5 separate regions of the Homo sapiens genome follow, and regions 1, 2, 3 and 4 are each linked to region 5. Evidence: chromatin loops called from intact Hi-C (ENCODE). Cell type or tissue: endothelial cell of umbilical vein. All regions are shown on one strand. Links, peaks and the distances in the headings refer to the core of each region. The heading gives the core; the rest is flanking DNA.

The links. Hi-C counts contacts between places; a loop is a spot of excess contacts. Peaks named below come from ENCODE experiments on the same cell type or tissue, not always from the same donor. Only the 100,000 strongest peaks of a DNase experiment are listed, where the experiment ranks them.
Region 1: a loop joins it to region 5, with 3.0 times the contacts of the local background. A loop is called at or near these places in 11 of 110 quality-filtered maps.
Region 2: a loop joins it to region 5, with 4 times the contacts of the local background. A loop is called at or near these places in 10 of 110 quality-filtered maps.
Region 3: it touches region 5 in a loop (3-fold over the local background); 63 of 110 quality-filtered maps call a loop at or near these places.
Region 4: a loop joins it to region 5, with 9 times the contacts of the local background. A loop is called at or near these places in 42 of 110 quality-filtered maps.

Annotation. Positions count from the first base shown.
Region 1 is chr1:9,002,323-9,008,148 of GRCh38, reverse strand. SLC2A7 (solute carrier family 2 member 7) reads left to right here. Exons shown (of 12, transcript NM_207420.3): 10 at 764-839; 11 at 3,270-3,397; 12 at 4,631-5,176. The coding sequence ends at 4,849. Among named protein-coding and RNA genes, the nearest start is that of SLC2A7, 21 kb to the left of the region's middle. RefSeq lists enhancers at 1-392, 2,813-3,339, 3,340-3,868 and a silencer at 2,821-3,100. In endothelial cell of umbilical vein, for the core only: a CTCF peak has its summit at 2,838 (motif pointing right); a DNase peak (open chromatin) is centred at 2,848; H3K27me3 peaks cover 394 bases.
Region 2 is chr1:8,914,975-8,920,800 of GRCh38, reverse strand. All of the region lies in intron 1 of LINC03153 (long intergenic non-protein coding RNA 3153), which reads left to right. Among named protein-coding and RNA genes, the nearest start is that of LINC03153, 9.0 kb to the left of the region's middle. In endothelial cell of umbilical vein, for the core only: a CTCF peak has its summit at 2,522; a DNase peak (open chromatin) is centred at 2,520.
Region 3 is chr1:8,568,185-8,574,010 of GRCh38, reverse strand. The region is part of intron 4 of RERE (arginine-glutamic acid dipeptide repeats); the gene reads left to right. Among named protein-coding and RNA genes, the nearest start is that of SNORD128, 76 kb to the right of the region's middle. In endothelial cell of umbilical vein, for the core only: a CTCF peak has its summit at 2,686 (motif pointing right); DNase peaks (open chromatin) are centred at 1,640, 2,260, 2,560 and 3,350; H3K27ac peaks cover 2,413 bases.
Region 4 is chr1:8,983,129-8,988,954 of GRCh38, reverse strand. No RefSeq gene overlaps it. Among named protein-coding and RNA genes, the nearest start is that of CA6, 40 kb to the right of the region's middle. RefSeq lists enhancers at 1-498, 2,304-2,805. In endothelial cell of umbilical vein, for the core only: a CTCF peak has its summit at 720 (motif pointing right); DNase peaks (open chromatin) are centred at 814, 2,594 and 5,084; H3K27ac peaks cover 2,421 bases.
Region 5 is chr1:8,856,733-8,862,558 of GRCh38, reverse strand. It overlaps ENO1 (enolase 1), which reads left to right. Exons shown (of 12, transcript NM_001428.5): 12 at 1,130-1,559. The coding sequence ends at 1,199. Among named protein-coding and RNA genes, the nearest start is that of MIR6728, 6.9 kb to the left of the region's middle. RefSeq lists an enhancer at 1-29. In endothelial cell of umbilical vein, for the core only: a CTCF peak has its summit at 2,967 (motif pointing left); DNase peaks (open chromatin) are centred at 2,958 and 4,268; H3K27ac peaks cover 2,367 bases.

The sequences.
Region 1 (5,826 bases), core at 464-5,463, 150 kb before region 5:
TTGACCCGGTTTTGCATTGGCTGTTCTCTCGGCAGTTGGGAGCAGAGATGGTGGTCTGCCAGCTCCACGGGTCCGGGGGTCCTAGGAGTCTCCAGAGAATGGTAGAGAAAGTCCGGACCTCAGCTCACTCATGTTGACTGGGTGACTTCAGCCACTGCTTGATCCCTGAGGGACTAAGGTTCCTCATGGTCTGTATTCAGGGCCCTCTGTGCTCTGCTTCCACAATTGTGGAACTGAAACAATCATATAAGCCGGGCGTGGTGGCGCACGCCTCTAGTCCCAGCTACAGGAGGCGGAGGCAGGGGAATCTTGAACCCGGGAGGCGGAGGCTGCAGTGAGCCAAGACTGTGCCACTGCACTTCAGCCTGGGCGACAGAGCGAGACTCTGTCTCAAAAAAAAAAAAAAAGAAAGAATCGTAGAGTCACTCAGAGGGCAGAGGAGTATCACAAAGATCAGATGAGTTAATATTTGTGATTTGTAAAGTGCAGAGAATGGCACCTGGCAGGAAAATAACTCAAAGGTAGATGCCCCTCGTTCTCCATGACGCTCATCAGGTGAGGCTGGAGGGAGCCCTGTGGGAGGCTACAAGGCCTGGTTCTCACTGGCCTTCCTCTCTTGCCCACAGAGCCCTCAAGGTCCATGGAGGTGCCCAGACATCTAGGTGCAGCTCCTCCCTGGGGCAGGAAGGTGGGACCCGCAGGTGGACCCCCCCGCACGTGGGGCTCCTGGCCTCAGCCCAGACAGCCCTGCCTCTCCCCACAGAACAGGGTCCCCGAGCTGTCCTACCTCGGCATCATCTGTGTCTTTGCCTACATCGCGGGACATTCCATTGGGCCCAGTGAGTACCTGCACGCCTCCCTCGCCCCGGCCATCCTGGTCCATTCCTGGGCCTGACACACAGTCAGTGCTCGACACATATTTGCTGAGTGAATGGACGTCCTTGGTCCCCGTGCTCACGCAGATCCCACACGTTCTTAGTTCTCAGCCTTGATGGCACTCCAGGCCATGTGCATTCATTCAACCAGCGCCAGCCAGGCCAGCGCCCCACTGATCATCTGTGGCTCCCAGGGGGGCCCAGACTCAGGTCTGGCACCCAACAAGGACATGAGCTTTTGCAGAGAGGGAGCTTATGCCAGTCAGACACCCCTGGGGCACCTTGGTTTACATCCACACCCTCCAGACACTCACTTGAGCCTCCAAGCCCACAGCACACCCAAGGCTCAACTGCCTTCTATCCCCGCTGACTGCCAGCTACAGTCCCTTATTACACTGTCCCCAATGTCCTGTTGCCAGTGGCTTCGGGCCTCCACCTGGGCCCACCTGTTGGGCAGCCTCTGAGACTCCAGACTCCTTCCCTAGTGTGTCCTGAGAATTGAACCTCCTTCTCCCTGCCTGGGAAAAGACACCCCTGACTGTGAAGACTCTAATAACATTCCCTGAAGAATGTTCATTTTGAAAGCACTGTCCATAAACCAAAATGAAGGTATTTAATTCATTCAACATCCATTGGCGGAATACCTGTTTACACTGTGCTGTGTCAGGCACATGAATGAGACCACATACTTGTATTTAAGGGTATTTAAGAAGTGGGATTTAGGCCTGGCATGGTGGCTCATGCCTGTAATCCCAACATTTTGAGAGGTGGAGGGAGGCAGGCTGTTCACTTAAGGTCAGAAGTTCGAGACCAGCCTAGCCAACAAGGTGAAACTCCGTTTCTACTAAAAATGCAAAAATTAGCCAGGTGTGTTGGCGGGCGCCTGTAGTCCCAGCTACTCGGGAGGCTGAGGCAGGATAATCACTTGAACCCAGAGGTTGCAGTAAGCCAAGATCCACCACTGCACTCCAGGCTGGGCAAGAGAGCAAGACTCTGTCTAAAAAATAAAGGGGAGCGGGTGGGGATTTAGAGCAGGACGCCTTCCCAGTGTACCTCAAACGTGGAGGCAGCAGAACCTCAAAGGAAAAGTGCCAGTGTGTGTAGACCTGGCCGGGTTCCAAGCCGTTCTGCCCCCACTGCCTGTGTGTCACCTGGAGCAAGCCATGGTGCTTCTCCAAGAACGGGGTGATCAGGTGTGCCGGCAGACGCGAGGTCAGAGCATGGGCTGATCTGACATTCAACTTAGACCTAAGGACTATTGGCTGCTGTTGTTGTGGTGGACAGGAGGAAGGCAGGACAGATGACATCCCTGCCGGCGTCCACTTTGGGGTCAGGGCCCTGGAGAAGGGGCCCGGGCCCCAAGTCACTGGGCTGCAGGAGTTTGCACTTGACATCCCAGCTTCATTCAGGGGCTTTGAATTCTTCTCCATGTCCATCCAGAGAGGGAGATCGGTCCTTTTCTTTTTTTCCTTCTTTTTTTTTTTTTTTTTTTGAGTTGGAGTCTCACTCTGTTGCCCAGGCTGGAGCGCAACCTCCATCTCCCGAGTTCAACAGATTATCCTGCTTCAGCCTCCTGAGTAGCTGGGACTACAGGCACACGCCACCATGCCGGACTAATTTTTATATTTTTAGTAGAGATGGGGTTTCATCATGTTGGCCAGGCCGGTCTCGAACTCCTGACCTCCAGTGATCTGTGAGACCGGACCTTTTCAATGAGGCCATTTCACCACCTAAGCGGGGGTGGGAAGCTTGGAGGAGGAGGGACAGAATCTTCCTCTTTCTTTGTGTAAAGCTACAGATATCTATATATGCAGGACCTAAACAGACGCACAGTATTAAAATTTCATGGGAGTGGCGATTAGGGAACAAAAATGGCTTTAGACATTTTAGACAAGGCTTCTTAAGGAAGCGATAATGAAAAACAGTTGTCCAAGAAGGTGTAGCCCTCAGGCCCTGCCATACCCAGATCCGCCATAGGAGGGCGGCACTTCCCAAGCGCGGGCGGTCTCAAGTCAGAGTGACGCCAGCGCAAAGGAAGCTCTTTCAGAAAGCTCTGCTGCCTGTGAGCTGGAGCCCACTCACTCCTGCTGCTCCCACGAAGCTTCCCATCCATTTACTTTCTGCAAACCTTCATGGAGCGTCATTGGCCTTGAAGAAGCAGCAATGGAAATTCAATTCCAGGCTCTCCAACCAGACTTTGCAAAGTGGATCTTTGCAGCTCCTGCTCTGATCACGCCCTGGTTTTGTGGGTAAAGGCAGGGTTCCTTTCCAGTCCCCAATCCCAGCTGGTACTCTTGAGGGTCCTAGGTCAGAGGCTAGAGTGGGCCGCGTCCCGCCAGCCCTGGGGGACACCTGGGTCCTTCTCCGCCCCACCCATCCTGCTCTGCCCTCCAGGTCCTGTCCCCTCGGTGGTGAGGACCGAGATCTTCCTGCAGTCCTCCCGGCGGGCAGCTTTCATGGTGGACGGGGCAGTGCACTGGCTCACCAACTTCATCATAGGCTTCCTGTTCCCATCCATCCAGGTGAGTGAGGGCCCCTTCCCCAACCCGCTCCACCGGGCCTCCAGGGAGTAAGATGTATTCCCCTTCCGCTAAGCACATCTGTGAATCCAGCAAGGTGGGGACAGGCTCTCAGACACATCCAAGGGTCCACAGACACACGTGGCCCCACTGCCTGCAAACCCTTGAAGACACCGGTTTCTCAGTTACTGAAGGGTGATCCCCTGCTGACATTGTAAAGGGCTATTGCTTAGGGGCTCTGGTCCGCGGAGCTCAAAGGCGCCAGCAAACAAAGCCAGAGCCAGGGTGCAGATCCCCCACCGCTTCCTTCCTCTGTTCCGAAGACAAGATGGGCCACAAACTCTGCGCTCTCAGCACCTTCAGGGCACAGAGGCCATAAACCCCTACTGTCAAAAGGTTAAGCAGTCTTTTTTTTTTTTTTTTAGACAGGGCCTTGCTCTGTCACCCAGGCTGGAATGCAGTGGTGCAACCACAGCTCATAGCAGCCTTGACCTCCCAGGCTTAAGTGATCCTCCTACCTCAGCCTCCCAAGTCGCTGGGACCACAGGCATGGGCCACCACACATGGCTATTTATTTATTTATGTATTTTAGGGATGGGGTCTTGCTATATTGCCCAGGCTGGTCTCAAACTTCGAAAGTGCTGGGATTATAGGTGTGAGCCACAGCACCCAACCAGATTCTTTTTGATAATAGGGTGAGGGGGAATCCAATTTCTAGCTTTTTTTTTTTTTTTCCTGCAAACAATCTTTAGTGATCACAGTTTTCTAGCTATATCATTCCTCCAGGAGTGAAACAAAACTGGCTGCCAAGCAACTCCTTTATGGACTCACAAAGGCCTCGACCAGCATTGGTTATTTGTTGTTTGTTTTGGGGTTTTTGTTTTTGTTTTTGTTTTTTTGAGACAGTCACGCTCTGTTGCCCAGGCTGGAGTGCAGTAGCGCGATCTTGGCTCACTGCAACCTCTACCTCCTGGGTTCAAGCGATTCTCCTGCCTCAGACTCCCAAGTAGCTGGGATTACAGGTGTACACCACCATGCTCAGCTAATTTTTGTATTTTTAATAGAGACAGGGTTTCATCATGTTGGCCAGGTTGGTCTCAAACTCCTGACCTCAGGTGATCCACCTGTCTTGGCCTCCCAAAGTGCTGGGATTACAGGCATGAGCCAACGTGCTCAGCTGAATCAGCACTGTTGCCTTTCTCTGCCCCCTCCTGTCTTTCTCGTCTCCTGGTCTAGGAGGCCATCGGTGCCTACAGTTTCATCATCTTTGCCGGAATCTGCCTCCTCACTGCGATTTACATCTACGTGGTTATTCCGGAGACCAAGGGCAAAACATTTGTGGAGATAAACCGCATTTTTGCCAAGAGAAACAGGGTGAAGCTTCCAGAGGAGAAAGAAGAAACCATTGATGCTGGGCCTCCCACAGCCTCTCCTGCCAAGGAAACTTCCTTTTAGTGGCCCTGCATGAAGGACGGGAGCCCATATTCAAGGCTTCCTTCTATGACAATGGGCCTCCCGGCCCCAGGCTCTGGGGAGGATAATAGCACGGAGGCTTTTGTCGTTGCCCCCATTTAACTTAATTATGGATATTATTAAATACCCACAACAATGCATATTTAGCTGAGAAGTTCCAAGGCTAGCCATTGAGGAATGACCTGGAGGAAGGGGCCGGCACGTGAATTTTGATTGGTTAAGACTCGATTTTCCGATTCTACATTGGCACCAAAATTTAAATGATGTATAGATGCACTTTTTTAAAGTAAAACTTTTCAAGTTCCACAATTGCTATGGATACCCGAGCTGCCGTCATTGCATCAATTAAGGAGTCCAAGGCTCTGAATGCCATTGCCTTCCTGGCGACGTGGCTTCCTTTCTCCACCCCGTGGCTGCAGGTTGCACCGTGAATCCCAGCCTGCGTGCCCAGCTCTGTCCTGTCGATCACAGGGTGAAGGGGGCCAGCCCCTCGACACCTGTGGGTATTTCTCGTCAGGTGGGATGAGAGACTGAAAAAAGAAATAAGACACAGAGACAAAGTATAGAGAAAGAACAGTGGGCCCAGGGGACCGGCGCTCAGCATACGGAGGACCCTCACCAGTACTGGTCTCTGAGTTCCCTCAGTATTTATTGATCACTATCTCTACTGTCTTGGTGAGGGGGATGTGGCAGGACTATAGAGTAATGGTGGGGAGAGGGTCAGCAGGAAAACATGTGAGCAAAGGCTCTGTGTCATAAATAAGTTTAAGGAAAGGTGCTGTGCCTTGATGTGCACATAGGCCAGAGTTATGTTTGACTTTACACAAACATCTCAGTGTAGTAAAGAGCAGTATTGCCGCCAGCATGTCTCACCTCCAGTCATAAGGCAGTTTTCTCCTATCTCAGTAAACAGAACGTACGCTCGGGTTTTATACCGAGACATTCCGTTCCCAGGGACG
Region 2 (5,826 bases), core at 447-5,446, 58 kb before region 5:
TTGTTTTTTGAGACAGAGTCTCACTCTGTCACCCAGGCTGGAGAACAGTGGCATGATCTCAGCTCACTGCAACCTCCCCCTCCCAGGTTCAAGTGATTCTCCTGCTTTAGCCTCCCAAGCAGATGGGATTACAGGGGCATGCCATGATGCCCAGCTAAATTTTTGTATTTTTAGTAGAGATGAGGTTTTGCCATGTTGGCCAGGCTGGTCTCAAACTCCTGGCCTCAAGTGATCTGCCCGCCTTAGCCTCCAAAAGTGCTAGGATTACAGACGTGAGCCACCCTGCATGGCCAGATTTCAACACTTTGACCTTCATGAACATAGATAGGCTTTTAAGAACAATTAAGCTGGGCCCAGTGGCACACACCTATAGTCCCAGCTATTTGGGAGGCTGAGGCAGGAGCATTCCTTGAACCCAGGAGTTCAAATACAGCCTGGGCAACTTAGCGAGACCCCATCTCTAAAATAAAACACATTAAAACCTTATAACTTGTAGACAGACCCTGTTGGTATAAATGACCCTGGTGTCCTTGGATGTGTTAGATTTAACCTATCAAGAGCCCCGGTTTACTTCCAACTTAATTTGTTGACCTTCATTCTTAACTTAAAAAAAAAAAAAAAGTTGACAGGGCACTGTGGCTCACACCTGTAATCCCAGCACTTTGGGAGGCCAAGGCAGGCAGATCACTTGAGGCCAGGAGTTCGAGACCAGCCTGGCCAACATGGCAAAACCTCATCTCTACTAAAAATACAAAAATTAGCTGGGCATGGTGGCATATGCCTGTAATCCCAGCTACTCAGGAGGCTGAGGCACAAGAATCACTTGAACCCTGAAGGCAGAGGTTGCAGTGAATCAAGATTGCACCACTGTACCCCAGCCTGGGCGATAGAACAAGACTCCATCTCAAAAAAACATTATATAAAAAAACGTTGCCGGGCACGGTGGCTCACACCTGTAATCCCAGCACTTTGGGAGGCTGAGGTGGGTAGATCATTTGAGGTCAGGAGTTCGAGACCAGCCTGGCCAACATGGTGAAACCCCGTCTCCACTAAAAATACAAAAATTAACTGGGCATGGTGGCAGACACCTGTAATCCCAGCTACTCAGGAGCTTGAGGCAGGAGAATCACTTGAACCTGGGAGGCGGAGGTTGCAGAGAGCCGAGATCATGCCGCTGAACTCCAGCCTGGACAACAGAGCAAGACTCCGACCCCCACCACCCCAAAAAAAATGTTAACAATATTCCTATAATGGACGATTTTCCACAGCCAAGAAGAATAAATAAAGGTACTGGTTTGCACATTCAGGCCTCTCTGAGCTACCCCAGCTGAGAGAAGAAATCAAGAGTACTTTTATCAATGAGGAAATGCTGATGCCAAAACTTGGTAGAGCTGAAAATTCATAATCATACTGCTCTGAAGTGAGATCAACTCTGTTCAGGGCAATTGACAAGGAAGTTGCTCTCTAGTAAAATTAAAAGACCAGTCATTGGGATATAAATAGTGACAATAAGCAACCACTTGCTTGCTTGCTTTTTTAATTTTATTTATTTATTTTTTTTTTTTTGAGGAGTTTCGCTCTTGATGCCCAGGCTGGAGTGCAGTGGCACAATTTCGGCTCACTGCAACCTTCACCTCCCGTGTTCAAACAATTCTCTGGTCTCAGCCTCCTGAGTAGCTGGGATTACAAGCACGTGCCACCATGCCTGGCTAATTTTGTATTTTTAGTAGAGATGGGGTTTCACCATGTTGGTCAGGCTGGTCCAAACTCCTGACCTCAGGTGATCCACCCGCCTCGGCCTCCCAAAGTGCTGGGATTACAGGCGTGAGCCACCATGTCCGGCCCACTTTCTTTATTTTAACTTTCTAGGTGAGCAAGCCCTGTACTGTCTGAGGCCAAAGGGTTCAAGGTTGCTCATTTTTCTTTCAGAACTGTTTTTTTTTTTTAAAGACAGGGTCTTGCTATGTTGCCGAGACTGGAGAGCAGTGGCTATTCACAAGTGCTATCCCAGCACGCTGCAGCCTGAAACTCAGTAGCTGAAACAACAGGCAGGAACCACCTTGCCCACCTCTTAGTTACAATTCTTGAGAGGTGTCCCTAAGAATACTTTATTTTAGATTTTTTTTTTCTGGCTTTGGTAGAGACAGAGTCTTGCTATATTGCCCAGGCTAGTCTTGAACTCCTGACCTCAAGCAATCCTCCTGCCTCAGCCTACCAAAGTGTTGAGATTACAGTAGTGAGCCACTGCTCCCAGCCTTACTTTAGATTTTTATATTCCTCCCGTAACAGCTGCTCCACTGAAATATTCTGGAAAACGCAAAGAAGCAGCCAGTGCTGTGTTTTTGTTTATCTTCAACTGTCTACATTTTCTCTGCTTCTCAATGTCTTGCTTGCAAAAACAAAGCAACTTTTGAAGGGTTTATTACTTGCTGCCGCATCCCCTGCAGTCAGGAGAACCACCACCATATTGAAGGCAGTCCTGTAAATATGCAGTTTTTCCAGCTGAAGCATTTATTGTACGCTCATGACACCCAGTGGTCAGAAAAATACTGTGCAGAATTTTTGTTATGTTTTTGTTTTTGTATTTGAGGCAGAGTCTCGCTCTGTCACCCAGGCTGGAGTGCAGTGGCACAATCTTGGCTGACTGCAACCTCTGCCTCCCAGGTTCAAGCCATCTTCCAGCCTCAGCCTCCCGAGTAGCTGGGATTACAGGTGCACACCACCATGCCCGGCTAATTTTTGTATTTTTAGTAGAGACAGGGTTTCACCATGTTGGTCAGGCTGGTCTCAAACTCCTGACCTCAGGAGTTTGATCCACCCACCTTGGCCTCTCAAAGTGCTGGAATTACAGGCATGAGCCATCGTGCCTGGCTAATGTTTGTATTTTTAGTAGAGATGGGGTTTCACCATGTTGGTCAGGCTGGTCTTGAATTCCTGAGCTCAAGTGATCTGCCCACCTCAGCCTCCCAACGTGCTGGGATTACAGGCGTGAGCCACCGCGCCTGGCCCTGTTTTTTTTGTTTTTGCTTCATACAAGATCCACGGTGTGACCGCAAACAGCTGGTTCTGCGGAGGGCTGAGGGATGGAAAGATATGGAAGCCACGAGGAAAGAGGAATGAGCCTGGTGTCTCCCTGATGCATTGCCAAGGAGACTCAGGGCTGGACCAAGAAACCTACCGGATGGTCAGGAAGCTGCCCAGAAACGGCTGTTTGGATATTGAGGCAATCCCATTTTCCAGACCATCAAATACTTGTTTACAGAGAACTTGATTTGTTTACAAACTCATATTGGGGTAAAATTAAAGTAATATAATACAACATTAACCTCTTTTTTTTCCTATTTTATAGAGACAGGGTCTTGCTATGTTGCCCAGGCTGATCTTGAACTACTGGGCTCAAACAATCCTCCCGTCTCGGCCTCCTAAAGTGCTGTGATTACAGGCACGAGCAACTTTTTTTATATATTTTTTTCTTGAGACAGAGTCTCAGTCTGTCGCCAGGCTGGAGTGCAGTGGTGTGATCTCGGCTCACTGCAACCTCCAACTCCCTGTTTCAAGCAATTCTCCTGCCTTGGCCTCCCGAGTAGCTGGGATTACAGGCACGAGCCACCACACCCAGCTAATTTTTGTGTTTTTAGTACAGATAGGGTTTCACCATGTTGGCCAGGATAATCTCAAACTCCTGACCTCGTGATCTGCCCGCCTCGGCCTCCCAAAGCGCTGGGATTACAAGCGTGAGCCACCGCGCCCGGACTTTTTTTTTTTTTTTTTTTTTTTTTTTTTTTTTGATACATAGTCTCCTTCTGTAACCCAGGCTGGAGTGCAGTGGCGCAATCTCAGCTCACCACAGCCTCCACCACCCAGGTTCAAGTGATTCTCCTGCCTCACCCTCCCAAGTTGCTGGGACTACAGGCGCGTGCCACCATGCCCGGCTAATTTTTGTATTTTTAGTAGAGACAGGGTTTCATCCTGTGCGCCAGGCTGGTTCGAACTCCTGGGCTCAAGTGATCCTCCTGCCTCAGCCTCCCAACATGCTGAGATTACAGGTTTGAGCCACTGTGCTGGACACATTAACTTTTTTTTTTTTTTTTGAGACAGAGTTTCGCTCTTGTCCAAGCTGGAGTGCAATGGCAAGATCTCGGGTCACTGCGACCTCTGCCTCCTGGGTTCAAGTGATTCTCCTGTCTCAGCCTCCTGAGTAGCTGGGATTACAGGCACCCGCCACCACACTTGGCTAATTTTTTTCTATTTTTAGTAGAGACGGAGTGTCACCATGTTGGCCAGGCTGGTCTCGAACTCCTGACCTCAGGTGATCCACTCACCTCAGCCACCCAAAATGCTGGGATTACAGGCGTGAGCCACCGCACCTCACCACATTAACGTTTTTAAAAAGTACACTTCAGTGGCATTTAGTACCTTCACAGATGCTGCGTACCAGCCCCTCTATCTTGTTCCAAAACATTTTCATCACCCCGAAAGAAAACCCCGTACCCATTAGCGGTCATTCCTCATTCCCCCCTCCCCATCCCTTGACAACCACTGATCTGCTTTCTGTCTTGATAAATTCACCTATTCTGAATATTTCGTATAAAGGGGATCATTCATATATTTCACATAAGCGGAATCATGATCTTTATGTCTGGCTTTTAACACTTAAGGTCATGTTTCTGAGGTTCATCTACGTTGTATCACACATCAGTAGTTAATTTGTTTTCACGGCTGGATGATATTCTGTTGTATACGTATATACCACATTTTGTTTCTCCATTCATCTGTTGATGGAATTTTGAGTAATTTCCACTTTTTGGCTATTGAGAATAGTGCTGCGATGAACATTTGTGTGCAAGTATTTGTTTGACTATCTGTTTTCAGTTCTTCGGGGTGCGTACCTAGGAATGTAATTGCTGGGCCACAGGATAAGTCTGTTTAACTTTTTGAAGAACTGGTGATAGATTTTTAGACCCCTTGAAATTAATAGAGAATTGTATTTAGACTAGCACCACATTTTCCCAAATGAACAGTTGATTTTTTTTTCCCTTGAGCAATTTTCTTTATTATGTATATCTGACTTGTTAGCTCGGTCTCGAAGTACCCATGGGAATGAATGCAGATGGACAGGATAAAAGAACCCATTCAGGGGAAAGTTAATTTGCCTAAAGATTCCCTGTTGCTATCTGTTTAGCTTGAGTGACAGCTCAGCAAACAGAAATCTTTGCTCCAAATCTTTGTTATGATCTCTGTCATAACATTTTGTTTGAAAATCGCCTCCAGACCTAAAATGAATTTGAGCAGCCAATGTGAATTAATTAAGCTGAAAAGAACTCTCAAAACAATGATTTCTCTGATGTGTTTTTATCCAAACCTTCCAGGTCACTAATTTGTCCTGTTTTCTTTAAAAGGAGAAAATAATGAAGGGGTGTATTTGGTGCCCTCTACAGTAAAATATCTTTGATATCAGTGGAGAAGGAGCTGCTTGGCATAAATGAATGTTCTTGAAAACTCGAGATGACCCCTTTAAACTCACATTATAAATCTGTTAACCCTTTTTGGATGAAAAGTTTTCTAAAACCAAGTGCTCAATTTCCTGGCTTGTTTGGTTCAGATGTTACCCACTGTGTTGACAACAACCATTTTTGCTTGATTGTTTTGATACAGTCTCGCTCTGTCGCCCAGGCTGGAGTGCAGTGGCATGATCTGGGCTCACTGCAACATCCGCCTCCTGGGTTCAAGCAATTCTCAACCTCAGCCTCCCGAGTAGCTGAGACTATAGGCACACGCCATCATGCCTGGCTAATTTTTTGTATTTTTAGTAGAAATAGGGTTTCG
Region 3 (5,826 bases), core at 269-5,268, 290 kb after region 5:
AACATGGTGAAACCCCATCTCTATAAAAAGTACAAAAATTAGCTGGGCGTGGTGGCATTTGCTTGGAGTCCCAGCTACTCAGGAGGCTGAGGTAGGAGGAGAGCTTGAGCCCAGGAGGTCAAGGCTGCAGTGACCTGTGATTGGGCCACTGCACTGCAGCCTGGGTGAGAGTGAGACTGTCTCCAGAAATAAAAGGCAACACATCACAGTTAATGGCTTTATCTAAAACCATGCTTAGACATAAACTTTTTTAGCCTTTAATATATATTTAAATTACTTAGTAAGACACTGTGAACAACATTTTACCAATACCAAAATTTGAACACTTAGCTGTGATACCAAACATTCAGAGTAATCGAAATAATTTGAATAGAAAAGTTTTATGTGTGAAAACATATATAGGAATACTTATTACAACCAAGGTTGTAATGGTGGAAAACTGGAAATGACCCAAATGTCTACTATCAGGAAAATGTATGAACACATTGTGATGTGCTGTATATGAAGGTAATACATGTCACTTAAAATAAGTGAACTAGGGCGTGGATGGATCATGTAAGTGTAATGCTGAAAGAACAAAGCATATTATAGAAGAACTCAAAGAGTCTAGTGTCATTTATGTACAGTATAAAAACATGCAAAATAATACCTTATGTATTTTTAGTTATATATATATATTAAGTAAAAGCATGAAGTACTGGATGGGAATGATCAGTGAATTCAAGGTGGTGGTTACCTCTGGGCTGTAGGCAGGTTCCACAGGCAGCTTCTTTAGGTTCGATAATGTTTTTGTTGCTTTAGGTATGTTTGGTACAGATGGTTCTGTTATTTTTATACCTTTCTGCCTGTCAAATATTTCATAATAAAACTTTAAAAAGAAAAATAAGAAAGATAAAGCAAGAAAGTAGAGCCACCTTTGGGAGTTTTCATGAACACGCTCAGGATAGCAAGCAAGCAAGACATTTAGGTTTCCTCCTAGGTCCTGTAGGTAGAGAAACTGGTGTATGGAATCATTAGGGTTATTTAAACCTGTCTCTGTATATGACATATCAGGTCACAATACAGTTTTTCCTGCTATCCTGAAGTACTTTTGAGAAGACCACTAATTTTAAGGAAAATAATATCCAAAGAGATTAAATAACAGTGTAAATAAATGTTACTTGCCTAGGATTTATGGTTACTAAGTGGCAGATTTCATTCATCATAACTTTCTAAAAGCACTTAACCGTTATTGGACATTTTAGAGGAGAGGGTTGGGGGAATTGGTAAGGGGTCTTCTCCTCCATTGGAATGGAAGTTCTACCAGGACTGGGACTTCCTGTTTTTCCCACTTCTATATACTCAGCAACCATCTCCAGAACAGTGTCTGGTGCCTAGCAGATGCCCAATAAATATTCCTTATATAGTTTGAGGAAAGTATATCTCAGATCTAATTTGAAATTATTTTTGTTTATTTTTATATCACTTGTCGCTAAAACTGTTGTATGTTCTAGGAATTTCCTGAGACCATATTACCTCTTAGCCCAGAAGTTTTATCTAGCCGATTACTTGATTTAAAGATCATGGGATTCCTGTCTGTAGTATTCTCTAGCAATAGATAGAAGAGTCACAGCAGACTCTGAATTGTTTTTCTCCATATTAACTTCTCTGTGTGCTAAAATGGAGGAAGGAAGTTAGATTAGAATGTTGCTTTTCTGGCAACACTGGCACCCAAAGCCTTTTCATCACAGCAAATGTTGATTCTGTAATGGAAGTTGGTCTTTTTGTGGTAATGGGAATGTTGCCTATCTTGATTTTGGTGGAGGTTACACAACTCTATACATTTGTCAAAACTAGTAGAAACAAAATAAGTTAATTTTATTGTGTGTATGTAAATTATACCTCAATAATTAAGATAAACTGAAATAAGAAACAAAGCCCAAAAGTTGGAACTTGTTTTTGAAAAAAGATGACAAGAGATTTTAAAGGAAGGGGTCTTACTGCAGAAGATATGAACATTTCCGTATGTTGTTGTTGGTGCTTGAACGTGATGCAGAATCTTTTTGACAAAAATTACCCTATTTTAAAATGAATTGTGGCTCCAGTCACATGCTCTTTGATTTTCTTTCTTTCTTTTTTAAAGCAGCATTTTCCCAGCTCAGCTCACACTTGACTGAATACACTGATCGATTATTTGGAGATTAACTAAGGCTTCTCATTTCCTGCTTTCCATTTCTCCTCTCCAGCAGGCCAGTGGGCCTTTGTTGTCTGGCATGTGCACCAAGATAAGCTATCAGGGCATGTTTGTATTAGAAAAATGTTTGTAGATGGAACGGTTATAAATAGACTAACTAGTATTAAAGGTTACCGTCTTTGTTTTGGTTTAAGTTAAAGGAAGAGAAGAAATAATTAAGATATTTAAGATAAGACAGACTGATTTACGTAAACCAGGAAAATATAATTTTTTAGTGTTCCTGCTGATTTTCCCTTTTCTTATCCAACTATTTGAATTTGTTTATTGGTAAGTTGCTGGCTGTACTTGGATTCCTATTATGCAGGCCAACTTTTGAGTCAGTAATTTCTAAAACTGTGTCTCTAGTGCTTCTTAAAAGTGCAAATATTTGTGTTGCTAAAAATTACTTTACTGTGTTACCAACTCTACACTCAGGGTTTAATTCAGACAGCAGTGGTACAAAAAGCATATCACCAGGAGAGGGCGGAATATTGCTAGATTCACATAAATTAGGTATATTAGTCATTATAAAAGATATGATTCAGTTAACATTGTAAGCTAATATCTTTCTTTTTCTTAAAGGTTTTGTTTAATGATGCCAGTTTTCTCAGGTAGGAAGCAGTATCATTTTTGAAATGGCCAGAAAGTTGCCTGGAATAGCGGAAATTATCTAGGTTATTATTTTCTGCATGCTTTCAGCTTCAAGGGTTCACCGTTGTTTTAAAGTAGTATACCTTTTTAATGTAGACAAATACTTGTTTGAATCAAGCTTTAAATATTTCTTTTATATCCTGAGCTCAGTTTTTGGAAAGATACCTTAAATTTGACAATGAGAGCTTCCTATTTAGATTTTTCTTCTTGTGTAACTTCTGCTCTCTACTGGAATGTCTGGAGTGTTTGGTTGTATAAATAATAATGAAATCTTTTTTAATAGTATCTGACATCTAAATGAATTTGTGCCTTAAAATCTCTAGTCATTGTGCTGTTTCGGGAGCATACTTTTTATTTAAATGATTGTGTCTAAAAGAGAGGGCACCTGGAGCCATCTGTGCAGCTTGTCGACTTCATCTCAGAGACCAGCCATTCTTAACTATGGTCCAGGGGTCTGTAGGGTTGAACTGTTTTCATAATGATACCAAGACGTCATTTGCTTTTTTTCACTGTCATTCTCTCAGGAGTGTACAGTGCATTCCACAAAAGGCTAAATGATGTGTGATATAGCTCAACAGATTGAATACAGAAGCAGAAGTAGATATGGGAATCTGTTTTCTTATTAAGCCAGAAGTAAAAGAGATTTGCAGAAATAAAAGTGTTACTCATTTCCTACATTATGTTCGTTCTAAAAATTATAGTTATTTGTTATAATTATTTATGTTAACACGAGCATGTAGTGGGTTTATTACTGTTATTAATGAATTCATAAATTACAAAAAAATTTATTTTTTTATTTTTATTATTATTATTTTTTGAGATGGAGTCTCACTCTGTCGCCAGGCTGGAGTGCAGTGGCGCAATTTCACTTTCACCTCCACTTCCCCGGTTCAAGCAATTCTCCTGCCTCAGCCTCCTGAGTAGCTGGGACTACAGGCACGAGCCACCATGCCCAGCTAATTTTTGTATTTTTAGTAGAGACGGGGTTTCACCATGTTGGCCAGGATGGTCTCGATCTCTTGACCTCGTGATCCGCCCGCCTCAGTCTCCCAAAGTGCTGGGATTACAGGCATGAGCCACCGCACCCAGCCAGAAATTTTTTTATTTTTAAATACAGTAAGTACTGATAAGCTATAACCCATGTTCTTTGACTCTTTAATAATTTTTAAGAATCTAAGGAATCTTGAAGCTTAAGATGTTTGAGAGGTCCTTCTGTAAAAAGTGTATTGAGTCAATAAAATATTTTCTTTTTTTTTAAGACAGGGTCTAGCTCTGTCACCCAGGCTGGAGTGTGGCAGTGCCATCATAGCTTATTGCAGCCTTTAGCTGTTGGGCTCAGGAGATCCTACCGCCTCAGTCTCCAGAATAACTGGGACTACAAGAGCATGACACCATGCCTGTCTAATGTTTAAATTTTTTGTAAAGGCAGAGTCTGACTTTGTTGTCCAAGTTAGTCTCAAACTACTGGGCTCAAGCGGTCTTCATGCCTCTGCCTTCCAAAGTGCTGGAATTACAGATGTGAGCCACTGTGCCCAACCTCAAGGAAATATTATCATGGTAGCTCATCATCGGTTTTTAATTGTAAAATCTCTGCCATGTATCTTTAATCATAAGTTGGTAAGTCTTACTTATAAAATAATGTGATGTTAAATAATGTGAGAAATTCCCCACCCTTTCTTTGACATCCTGCTCATTACCGCAAAGTCTGACCCCACCATTGATGTGTGGTTGAGCTCTGTAACTTTTCTGGCTATGTCATGTGTAAGAAGTCATTAATTCCCTCCAAATGAATAATATCACTGCCATCACCGCCGTCACCAAACAACAACCAAAGTATTATTACAAAAATGTCAAATTTTGTGATATTTGTACTCTTTTTTTTTTTTTTTTGCTTTTAAAGAAATTTAATGGACTGTTTAAAGCTTTAGTAGGGATTAAGGGGGAATTTGACAATTTCTTATTACACTCTCTACGAATAGCTATTTTTTTCTTCCTTTATGGGAGAAATCCTTTGGACCAAAGAGAAAATTTGTGCTTCAGAATGTTGATCTGATAAAACCAGAGCTGCTGGGAGAATACTGTTTAGAATGGGATTCATTTTTGTGTTTGGTCAGCAGATTTTGGAGGTCCAAGGGTAGGATTTTAATTTATCTGCGAAATTTCGTCTTGCCAAATTGACCCTTCAAAACTGAACTTTTAAAGCTGAATCTGACATTTAGTATTTGTCAGTGTATTAGTCAGGGTTCTCCAGAGAGACAGAACCAATTGGCTGGCTGGCTGGCTGGATAGAAAGATAGACAGATGGATAGACAGACAGATGAGAGGGGATTTATTAAGGGAATAATAAATCTCACTCCATCATAGAAGCTAAGTCCCATGATAGCCATGTCTTAGTCTTTTTTTCTGAATACCTGAGACTGGGTAATTTATAAAGAAAATAAATTTATTATAGTTCTGGAGGCTGTGAAGTCCCAGGTCAAGGGGCTGCATCTGGTTGGCCTCTGGGGAGGGCTTTGTGCTGTGCCATAATGTGGTAGAAGGCATCCAGGACAGTAGGGCTCACAAGAGAGAGCCAACCTGGTTTTTATAAGAGACTCACTCTTGTGATAAGTCGTTAACCCATGAATGCATCAATGAATTAATGAGTTATCAGGCTCCTTGTGATCTAATCACCTCTTAAAGGCCTCACTTGTTAATACTGTTACATTGGGGATTAAGTTTCAGAATGAGTTTCTGAGGGTGACAAACATTTAGACCATCGCAGGCCATCTGCAAGCTGGAGATGCGGGGAAGCTGATAGTATGGCTCAGTTCAAGTTCAAAAGCCTCAGAACCAAAGGAACCTATAGTACAACTCTGTCTGAGGCTGAAGGCCAGAGAGCCTGGGGGGCCGCTGGTGTGAGTCCTCAGTCCAAAGGCTGGAGGACCTAGAGTTCTGATGTCCAAAGGTAGGAGAAGAAAGGT
Region 4 (5,826 bases), core at 293-5,292, 130 kb before region 5:
GTGGAGATAGCAAAGCCTGTCCCTGAGGCTCCAACAAAATCAAAGGCGTGCTGTCTTAGTTGGGAACGGTGTATTTGTGAAGAGCAGAAATGCAACCGAGGCCTGCAGGGAATTTCTGTGTAAGTCAAGGGCAGGAAGTACAGCCCGGTCCGGCGGTTGTCAGCAGGTCATCGTTCACCACCCCCGCCACGCTGACCCCCCTCGGAAGCCCAGAGGTCCTCCTCTGCTTCTCTCCAGCCCTGCATCCTTCTCCCTGGACAGCGGCTTTCCTGCGAAGGGCTTAGCACCTGCTCCCCAGCATACACTTGTGTGAGTTTTAGGGTGACCAGGTGCCAATCGTGGTCCCCTCTGCACGGCCTTGGCATTCAGATATCACTTACTGAGGCCTGAGAGGGGGCACCTGAGTGACTGCTGGCCCACCGTCCCTTCAGCTGTGGGTGGGGTGGGGGACCCCCATTATTCAGGTGTGAGGGTGCTTGGAAATTCCTTAAGCAGTGCATAGAGGAAACAGGGACCAACATCCCCATGTCCAGAGCCCCCCACATCCCACTGGAACAGTGCAGGGACACGCAATCTGCCCTTTGTCCTTGATATGCTATTAACTTACCTGGAGACCTCTATAGATCTTCTGTACCTCAGTTTACCAATATTAAAAATGGGAGGGGGTGGACTGGATGATTTCTGAGGTCTCCTGGGCACAGCCCCTGCTGTCCTCACAGACGCCACTGGAGGGCAGCACCTCCTCTGTCGGGGCTGCTGGTTCTGCTTGACCCCTCCAATCTGTTCAAGAACCTTCCTTGCTTTAGGTTTTGGGGGTTTTTTTGTTTTTGTTTACAAAATGACACCAACACAGAAGGTCTTTCAGAGAATTTCTGGCACTGGTGAGAGGAACACCCACGGCCAGCACCATGTAACAGCTAACGGGCTGTGTCTAAGGAAGGATGTTTTGTTTCTCAAAACTTGTACTGAGCAACATGAATTTACAGGAACCAATATTAGAACATCAAGATCCCAGGCCCCACTAGGGTCTTCCCAGCTTCTGCCCCTCGGGAGCAGTTGCTCAGTGACTTCCTTCCCACTGACAACGTGGTTTTGTGGCTGTTTAAAGAACACGATTCTTTCTGCTGTCCCTGGGAGAGGATGCCCCGTTGTGGCTGGGGGCCCACGCGTGCTCTCCAGCTTCTAGGAGGTTTGTAGAAAACAAAATTGGCCTCAACAATGTAGTTTATAAAGTGAATGTTAGCCCAAAAGTAATAGCACTGGAAGGCCTTTTATTTCTTCTTGGATTTTTTTTTTAGTTTTAGTTTTGTTGTTGTTGTTGTTTGTTTGTTTGTTTTTTGAGTCAGAGTCTCGCTCTGTCACCCAGGCTGGAGTACAGTGGGGCGATCTCAGCTCACTGCAGCCTCCACCTCCCGGGTTCAAGCAATTCTCCTGCCTCAGCCTCCCATGTAGCTGGGATTAGAGGCACGCGCTACCACGCCCAGCTGATTCTTGTATTTTTAGTGGAGATGGGGCTTCACCGTGTTGGCCAGTCTGGTCTCAAACTCCTGACCTAACGTTATCCGCCCACCTCAGCCTCCCAAAGTGCTGTGGTTACAGGGGTGAGCCACCATGCCCAGCTCCTTAGTTTTAGTTTTTAAACAAAATTCAGGTCCAGGCATGGTGGCTCATGCCTATAATCCCAGCACTTTGGGAGGCCGAGGTGGGAGGAATCCTTGAGCCCAGGAGTTCCAGACCAGCTTGGGCAACATAGCAAGATCCTGTCTTTACGAAAAATACAAAAATTAGCCAAGCGTGGTGTTGTGCACCTGTGGTCCCAGCTGCTCGGGAGGCTGAGGCAGGGGGATTGCTTGAGCACAGGAGGTCGGGGCGGCAGTGAGCTGTGATCACACCACTGCACCCCAGCGAGGGAGGCAGAGTGAGATCCTACCTCAAAAAAAAAAAAAAAAACAGCCCTTCGCTCACTTCCTGTTGCTCCACCTGCCCTGGCCTCCCGACCTCTCTCCGATCCTGTTTGAACCTCTGCATCTGGGAGATACCTGCTCGTCCCCCTTGACTCACCCTTTTTGCTGCCCAAGGTGGGACCCACCCCCAGCAGGCACACCTGGAGGGACTCACATGGCAGCAACAGGGACCACCTGCCTCCCGCCCAACCCTGACCTGCAGGAGGGGTGTCTGCCACAGTAGGGCCTCAGGAAACTCTTTGTTTGTTTGTCTGTGGCAGGGTCTTGCTCTGTTGCCCAGGCTGGAGTGCAGTGGTGCAATCTCAGCTCACTGCAACCTCTGCCTCCAGGGCTCAAGCGATTCTCCCACCCCAGCCTCCGGAGTAGCTGGGACCACAGGTGTGCAGCACCATGCCCAGCTAATTGTTTATTTTTTGTAGAGACAGGGTCTTGCTATGTTGCCCAGGCTGGTCTCAAACTCCTGGGCTCAAGCGGTCCTACTGCCTCGGCCTCCCAAAGTGCTGGGATTACGAGCGTGAGCCACCATGCCCAGCCCCAGGAAATTCTCATTGCATGATTCAGTCCAACCAGCAGCTTCCTGGCTCCTATTTGCCTTTCCAGAAAGCAGACTCTCCCAGGCTGAGCGCCAAGCCTGCCATTCCTCCGTGAGAACCACAGTGAGTGCCAATGAACACCCTGTAAACTGTCACTGTTGGAACAATTGTGCTTCCAGGTCTGCGAGAAGCGCAGGGAAAATGACAGCTTGCTCACTGCTCCCAAAGTGCTGGGATTGCTCAGGGCTGAAGGTGCTTCAGAAACCCACGCTTTTTGTCCTCAAAGTTTTTTTGTAGGTTCTGAAAGTAATGATTTTTCTGGATCCATTAGTCATATGGGAGTATTGCCTGGGTCCCCCTCCTTCATCGCAAAGGGAAGAGTCATAGAATGATGGAAAGATGACTGGCTTAGAGTCTGAGACCTGAGTTCAAATCCTGGCTCTGTTGCTAATGAAAGCTGGGCCCCAGTTTCTCTACCTGTACCTTGGCAATCAGAGTTCCCCGCTCATGGTGTTGCTGAGAGACTCAAGACAGGCTGAGATCCATGGGAATTTTCAGGAATGTTTATTTAAATTTATTTTTATGTTCATTATTGTAAAGACAAGGTCTTGTTATGTTGCCCAAGGTGGTCTTGAACTCCTGGGCTCAAGCAGTCCTCCTGTCATGGCCTCCTAAAGTGCTAGGATTACAGGCATGAGCCACCATGCCCAAGAACTTTCAGGATCTTTTGAAGGACAACATAAATGTGAATGACCCTGGTAAATAAAACATCCCAAGAGCTAGCTCGGTGCTGAGCCCAGTTCCGGCCTGCTTCATCCCAGACACCCCAGCCTTGCTTTCTGCATTTGCAGCTGCACTCCTGCCTCAGACCAGAATCTCCCGGTGGCCCTAGGTGGCTGCAGGGAGCACGTGGCTCCTCCAGCCCAGGAATCCAGTGGAGGAGATTTCTGGAGACCACCATGATTCCACCCAGAGGGCAGCCCTTCCCTCCTACAGGACATATTCTTTCTAGAGCCACTGTGCAGCCGCTTCCATAGGCGAGCCCTCCCTGAATAGGAGCACAGTGGGAGCAGTTGGCTGAGCTCTGGGCTCACAGCTCAGGGCACAAGGGCAAAGAAGCCATCCTCTCAAGCTCATTGTCATCCCTGGGGTAAAACAGAAGATGGCCTGGTGGCCTTTGTGAGGTGAGTAAAGAAGCACAACAAGGAGGAGGAGAGATCCATGCCCCATGTTCAGTGCAGAGAACGGCATGTGCAAAGGCCCTGTGGCCGGAACACATTTGGTGTCTCTGAGGAACGCTGCAACCAGAGCTCGGTGAGAAAAGGGAGGGCAGAGACAGATGATGCCCAGAAAGCGGCCAGGGCCAGGGAGGCAGACCACAGCTAGGGCTTCGGAATTCCTTCAAGGTGTAATGGGGGCCAAGTGTGGTGGCTCACGCCTCTAATCCCAGCACTTTGGGAGGCCGAGGCAGGTGGATCACCTGAGGTCAGGAGTTCGAGACCAGCCTGGCCAACGTGGTGAAACCCCGTCTCTACTAAAAATACAAAAATTAGCCAGGCGTGGTGGTGCATGCCTGGAATCCCAGCTACTCGGGAGGCTGACACACAAGAATTGCTTGAACCTGGGAGGTGGAAGTTGCAATGGGCCAAGATCACGCCACTGCACTCCAGCCTGGGCAACAGAGTGAGACTGTCTCAGAAAAAAAAAAAAAGAGAGATTATAGCACACTTTTTAATACTACCTATAACATTGAATAAAAGATTAATTTTTTAAAAAAGTGTCATGAGAAACACCGGAAGTTTTGAAGTAGGAAAATGATGTAATCAGATTTTTATTTTAAAGGGATAAATAGTAATAAAGGTAATAAAGAGTAATAAATACCCATGTATCACCACCCACCTTCTGCAGTAAGTCGTTAAAGACTGAGTTCTCTTCCATCCCTCCTCATAATTGATATCACCACTACACTTAATTTCATGTCTTTCTTTTCTTGCTTGCTTGCTTTCTCTCTTTCTTTCTCCTTCCTTCCTTTTCTTTCTCTTTTTTCTTTCTTTTCTTCCTTCCTTTCTTTTTCTTTCTTTCTCCTTCCTTCCTTCTCTCTCCCCCCTCCCTCCCTCTCTTTCTTTCTTTTTCTTTCTTTCTCCTTCCTTCCTTCTTTCTCTCTCTCTCTCTCCCTCCCCCTCCCTCTCTTTCTTTCTTTTTTGGAGACTGGGTCTCACTATGTAGCCCAGGCAGAAGTGTGATCTCGGCTCACTGCAGCCTCAACCTTCCAGGCTCAAGTGATTCTCCTACCTCAGTCTCCCAAGTAGCTGGGACTACAGGTGCCTGCCACCACAGCCAGCTAATTTTTGTATTTTTGGTACAGAGTCTCACCAAGTTGCCCAGGCTGGTCTTGAACTCCCGGGCTGAAGTGATCCTCCCACCTTGGCCTCCCAAAGTGCTGGGATTACAGGCGTGAGCCACTTGCCCCTGCTCGGTGTTTTTCTTATTAATTACCTTTACTATGTGTTGTGTCTCCTTGACATTATACAGTCATGTGTCAGTAAACAATAGGGATATGTGCCAAGAAACGTGTCATGAGTCATTGTGTGAACACCGTAGGGTGTACTTGCACAGACCCACATGGCATAGCCTACCCACACTAGGCTCTGTGGTGTGGCCACACTGTGGAGCAGTGTAACTGCTCCTGGGTTACAAAGCTTCACAGCATGTTACTCTACTGAAGGCTGTAAGCAGCTGTAACACAATGCTAAGTATTACTGTATCTAAACGTATCTAAACATGGAAAAGGCACAGTGAAAATACAGTGTCACCATCTTCTGGGCCCACCGTCGACTACACTACCCATCACTGACTAAAACATTGTGATTTGGCACCTAACTGTGTATGTACATCATTATTTTGTTATTCAACTTTTTATAAATACTACGCTATTTTTTCCTGGACTTGCTTTTGTTGCTCAACATGTTTGTAACTTTTTTTGTTTTTTGTTTTGTCATTTTGTTTTCTGAGGCAAGGTCTGGCTTTATTGCCGAGGTTGGAGTGCAGTGTGGTGCGATTTTGGCTCACAGCAACCTCTGCCTCCCAGCTCAAGCTGTCCTCCCACCTCAGCCTCCTGAGTAGCTGGGACTACAGGCGTACTCCACCATGCCTAGCTAATTTTTGTATTTTTTGTAGAGGTAGGGTTTCTCCATGTTGCCCAGGCTGATCTCGAACTCATGAGCTCAAGAGATCGGCCCAGCTTGGCCTCCCAAAATACTGGGATTACAGGCATGAGCTACCATGCCTGGCCATGTTTGTACATTTCTATCATGCTCATATTTCTTTTT
Region 5 (5,826 bases), core at 312-5,311:
TCAGCGCATTTAACCCCTGTTTGTGGATGTGGAGCCAGGGCTGGGAGGGAGGAAGAAAAGGCCGAAGGGCACATGGCTGGGTTTCCACTTGTGAGCGCTGTGGGGCTGTTCTGGTCTCCCTTTCCTGTCTGTGTCCTTGGGAAGCCCCTGAACACCAGGAGACTTGTCCCCCCGCCCGCCACCCCGCTAAGTTCTCCCATATTACCCCTTCATTCAAACTGTATCCTGGAAATTTTCAAACATATACAAAAAAGCAGGTGAACAGTAGACGCAGGGCTTTTTTGTTGTTTTGTTTGTTTGAGACAGGGTCTTGCCATGTCACTCAGGCTGGAGTGCAGTGGGGCAGTCATAGCTCACTGCAGCCTCAAACTCCCATTCTTTTTTTGCTGGGGAATTTTATTTTTATTTTTTTGAGAGGGATCTCACTCTGTCGCCCAGGCTGGAGTGCAGTGGCTCAGTCTTGGCTCACTGCAACCTCTGCCTCCCAGATTCAAGCAATTCTCCTGTCTGAGCCTCCCGAGTAGCTGGGATTACAGGTGCCCACCACCATGCCTGGCTAATTGTTTTGTATTTTTAATAGAGACGGGGTTTCACCATATTGGTCAAGCTGACCTCGGGTGATCCTCCCACTGTGCCTGGCCCCAAAATGTGTTGGCCTTTTTTTTTTTTTTTTTTTTTAACATCAAGATCCAAACAGCTCACACATTTTGTCTTTTAATAAGGTCACTCTCCTTTTCTCCCCATGCCATTTATTTGTTGTCCCTTCAATATTTTTTAAAAAACAAAAGCATTAGAATTTTTATATTCCAAGAAATGGCAATGCTGACATTTTACTTTGCTCCTCTGCAACACTGACGGGGAGAGGAGAGGAAGAGAAGGGGCGGTGGGTGGAGGGCACCTAGCATGGTGAGTTGGGATGAGGAGAACTAAATACTTTTCTATATCTGGCTTCTCAGAGAAGCACAAGTTTAGAGGGTTTAAAGAAGGTGGACAAACTGGAGAGTTCTGTGTTCTCAACTTCCCAGGAGTGGGGCTGTGTCTTTGACCACATCTAGGATGGGAAAACTTAAAACTTGAGGTCTGACTTTTCTTTTTTCCTCCCCATCTCTTTACCTTTCTCCTTCCCAAGAATTGAAGAGGAGCTGGGCAGCAAGGCTAAGTTTGCCGGCAGGAACTTCAGAAACCCCTTGGCCAAGTAAGCTGTGGGCAGGCAAGCCCTTCGGTCACCTGTTGGCTACACAGACCCCTCCCCTCGTGTCAGCTCAGGCAGCTCGAGGCCCCCGACCAACACTTGCAGGGGTCCCTGCTAGTTAGCGCCCCACCGCCGTGGAGTTCGTACCGCTTCCTTAGAACTTCTACAGAAGCCAAGCTCCCTGGAGCCCTGTTGGCAGCTCTAGCTTTGCAGTCGTGTAATTGGCCCAAGTCATTGTTTTTCTCGCCTCACTTTCCACCAAGTGTCTAGAGTCATGTGAGCCTCGTGTCATCTCCGGGGTGGCCACAGGCTAGATCCCCGGTGGTTTTGTGCTCAAAATAAAAAGCCTCAGTGACCCATGAGAATACTCCGTGTGCCTGTGTATGTCTGGAACAATCTGGGTCTGTCCTTAGTGTTCAGGGGCCCCTGGCGAAAGGGTGTCGGCCTTTGAGAACCAAGGTTTGGTGTCGTAACAGAAAAGGATGAGGATCCATTGGGGTCATTTTCCTGGGTCCTTGGGAAGGGAACCAGAGGCAAAGGCAAGAGAAGAGACATACACGGTCCCTCCAGGATAGTGGGGTCAAAACAGAGTCTAAGCTGGAAGGCAGAGCGAGACTTTGTTTGGACACCTTGTTTGGAAGAAACTTCAAATGCAGGCCTATTTGTAGATAATCTTAAGGATGGTAGCTACTAGGTTACACAGCCATATTCAGACCAGAAGGACTTCAGGGTAAAGGTGACCATCCTGGGAAGAGATGTTCTCTTCCCAGGGTCTCTTCCTGGGGAAAGCAGGTGAAAGAAGGATTAAATGGGAGCTCTGGGCAGGAAGGCAGAAGGGCATCAAGAAGACCTCAGGACCCGATTTAAATGAATGAATTCCACTCCTCGGTTTCTCAAGCTTCAGGTTTCATGTGTCCGGTAGCTGCCATTTGTAGCTGCTGCCCACTGCATTGGATTAAGCAGATGGAAAACTTGAATGTTGCAGCAAGTACTGTTCTAGGGTAATGCTGAACACGGGGTGTGAAGAATACGTTTATTAAAAAGTGAGAGATGAAGCGAGTTGTAGTGGCTCATGCCTATAATCCCAGCACTTTGGGAGGCCAGGGCAGGCGGATCATCTGAGGTCAGAAGTTCAAGACCAGCCTGGCCAATATGGCAAAACCCCGCCTGTACTAAAAATACAAAAATGAGGCCGGGTGCGGTGGCTCATGCCTCTAATCCCAGCACTTTGGGAGGCTGAGGCTGGTGGATTACAAGGTCAGGAGTTTGAGACCAGCCTGGCCAATATGTTGAAACCCCATCTCTACTAAAAATACAAAAATTAGCCAGGCGTGGTGGCAGGCACCTGTAGTCCCAGCTACTCAGGAGGCTGAGGCAGGAGAATCACTTGAACCCAGGAGGCGGAGGTTGCAGTGAGCCAAGATTGCGCCACTGCACTCCAGCCTGGGTGACAGCGCAAGACTCCATCTCGAAAAAAAATAAAAAATTAGCTGGGCTTGGTGGCATGCGCCTGTAACCCCAGCTGCTCAGGAGGCTGAGGCATGAGAATCGTTTGAACCCAGGACGTGGAGGTTGCAGTGAGCCAAGATCACACCACTGCACTTCACCCTGGGCAAGAGTGAGACTCCGTCTCAAAAAAAATAAAGAGATGAGAAACTGTGGTTGCCATCTGCACCTTAAGAGGTCCCATATTCTATTACTTGATTTTTCTCCCTAAAAGAAGTATCTTGAGTTGCGCGTTCCAATGCACAGTCAGGGAGCTGGGGAGCCCTCTTGTGGACATTCTTGTTCATTGTTAATGTCAGGATTTAACCTGAGAAGCAGAACCAATAAGGAGAGGTAAAGTTAGCCAAGCATGTCGGCGTAGCTATGGTCCCAGCTACTCAGCAGGCTGAGGCCAGAGGATTGCTTGAGCCCCAGAGGTCAAGGCTGCCATAAGCCAAAATCGCACCACTGCACTCCAGTCTGGGTGACACAGTGAGAGCCTTTCTCAAAAGTAATAACTGGCCTCTGATTGTGGGGCCTGGATAAGCACGTCTGAAATTCACAGGGCTGCCAGTGGGAAGGGACAATGGCCAGCAGCAGGCTGGAACTCCAGGGGCTTGGGTGAAGCTGTCATTTCACAGGTGAAATTTCTGTCTTGAAACCTCGGTTTTTAAGACCACCTCACTAGCTGGGTGCAGTGGCTTGCACCTGTAATCTCAGCACTTTAGGAAGCTGAGGTGGGTGGATCACCTGAGGTCAGGAGTTTGTGACCAGCCTGGCCCAGATGGCGAAACCCAGTCTCTACTAAAAATACCAAAAAATTAGCCGGGAGTGGTGGCGTGTGCCTGTGGTCATAGCTACTCAGGAGGCTGAGACAGGAGAATTGCTTGAACCCAGGAGGTGAAGGTTGCAGTGAGCTGAGATCACGCCACTGCACTCCAGCCTGGGTGATGGAGGAAGACTCTCAAAAAACAAAAAAACACCTCGCTTATGGAGTTGGGCAGATCTAGAGTAATTAGGATAATTCCTTAACGTCTACTTATTAGTAGCTTTAATTACCGCTGCAAAATAGCTTCACAGTAATACCTAGATTAGTATTTGATTGAATAACTGGGGAATCGTCAAGTTGATATATCAAAGCCATCATGGTTCCCCCCTTGTCAGCTCTACACCCATATGCATTTCCTTAAACTATACTTAATCTCCAGATAATGACAGTAACAAAGTCATTCTCCTGCCTAACTTAATGCAATCATCCCACATAAAACCCCAGATACTAACCCTTTCCAGGTTCTCATGACCAGTGTCTGAGAACTGATCCTGGAGGGAAGTAAATCATGGAACTTGGGTCTGACAGTTACTGGCATGTTCTACATCTTGTTTGTCTCAACTCGAAGGCAGCAAGTTAGCATGAGTATTTTTCAGTTTGGTTTAATGTCAACATTTCCTGACTGTGAGGTGAACCTCATTTATCACTCTTGAGGTTAGATGGCAAACACAGGTAGATAGGATCCCTTCCAGTCCACACCACCCTGAAAGGAAGCTGCTGGGCTGGGGTTGGAGCCATTTCCATTGCAGGCTGGACTGAGCGGTTTACCACATTGACCCTGGAGACACAGAGGCCCCAAATAAGGAAAGCCAACTGTGACTAAACTTCCTGACCCAGCAGAAACAAAGCACATTCCTGACATTGACTGGCAGATGTGAGCCCAGCAGAAGTGCAGACCTCTGGGTCCTTTCCTGGGGAGCCTGTCTGAAGCAGGACAGGCAACATGAATAAGTTTCGAGAAAGCCATCCTCAGTGAAACATTTAAGATAGGTCTGGGGTTAGCCTGGGCTGAAAAAAAACTATATATATGGTTTGGTTTGGTTTTTTCTGAGACAGCATCTCACTCTGTCATCCAGGCTGGAGTGCAGTGGCATGATCTTGGCTCACTGCAACCTCCACCTCCTGGATTCAAGTGATTCCCGTGCCTCAGCCTCCAGAGTAGCTGGGATTACTGGCATGTACCACCGCTCCCAGCTAATTTTTGTAATTTTAGTAGAGACAGGGTTTCACCATGTTGGCCAGGCTGGTCTTGAACTCCCGACCTCAGGTGACCTGCCCTCCTTGGTCTCCCAAAGTGCTGGGATTACATGCGTGAGCCACTGCACCCAGCTGAAAAAAAAAAATAGTAAAAAATTAGCTGGGCATGGTGACATGGTCCCTGTAGTCCCAGCTACTCAGGAGGCTGCGGTGGAGAGATCACTTGAGCCCAGGAGTTGTGAGCTGTGATCACTGCAGCCTGAGCAGCAAACCGAGACTCTGTCTTCAAAAAAAAAGGTAAGTTGAAAGTTTAAAGCAATGATTCCGAAACTTGGCCACATTAGAATCACCTGGGAGGCTTCTGAAGCTTCTATATCAGGACTCACCCCAGGTCAATTAATTCAGAACCTCAGGGTGGAACCCAAAGCTTCAGTATTTTTTAAAGCTGACTCCAGTGTGCAGCCAGACTTGAGAACCGCTGGTGTAACAAGTAAATGGATTTCATAGGTGGTGATAACCAGGCAGGGCTGGAACGCCAAGCTTTCAAGGACACAGTGGGAGGCAGCCAGGCTTTCCCTGAAAAGCACAAAGTCCTGGTAATTTTCATTTTAGTGAATGCAGCCGAGGCAGGAAGGTGGCCTCTGAATGCCACCAACACAGTCCACGGGGCTGTGCTAGGAGCCTGCTTCTTAGCAATGTGTTCCATACTAGGGCCTGTAGATGCAGCCACACTAGCTGTCCCCTAAGCAGCAGGTTCCCAGCACCTGCTCCCCGATAGCAGCCGCAGTGCAGGCAGCAGTGTCGGAGAACACAGAGCCAGGCTGTGTGACTCTGGATTCTGGCTTTTCCCCCAACAACTGTGTGTCAGTTCCTCCATCCATAAAAGGGGGCTAATAACACAATAGTACAACCACTCAAGGGTGAGCACACATAGTACTATAAACGATCACACCAACTCGGGCTCCCACGCGGAATAAAATGATTCAGCTGGACAATCAGGTGCCGATACACTTAGGTAAGAAGAGGTGCAGGACATAGGGAAAGGGGAGGAAGGTGTTTAGGCCTGTAATCCCAGCACTTTGGGAGGCTGAGGTGGGTGGATCACTTGAGGCCAGGAATTCCA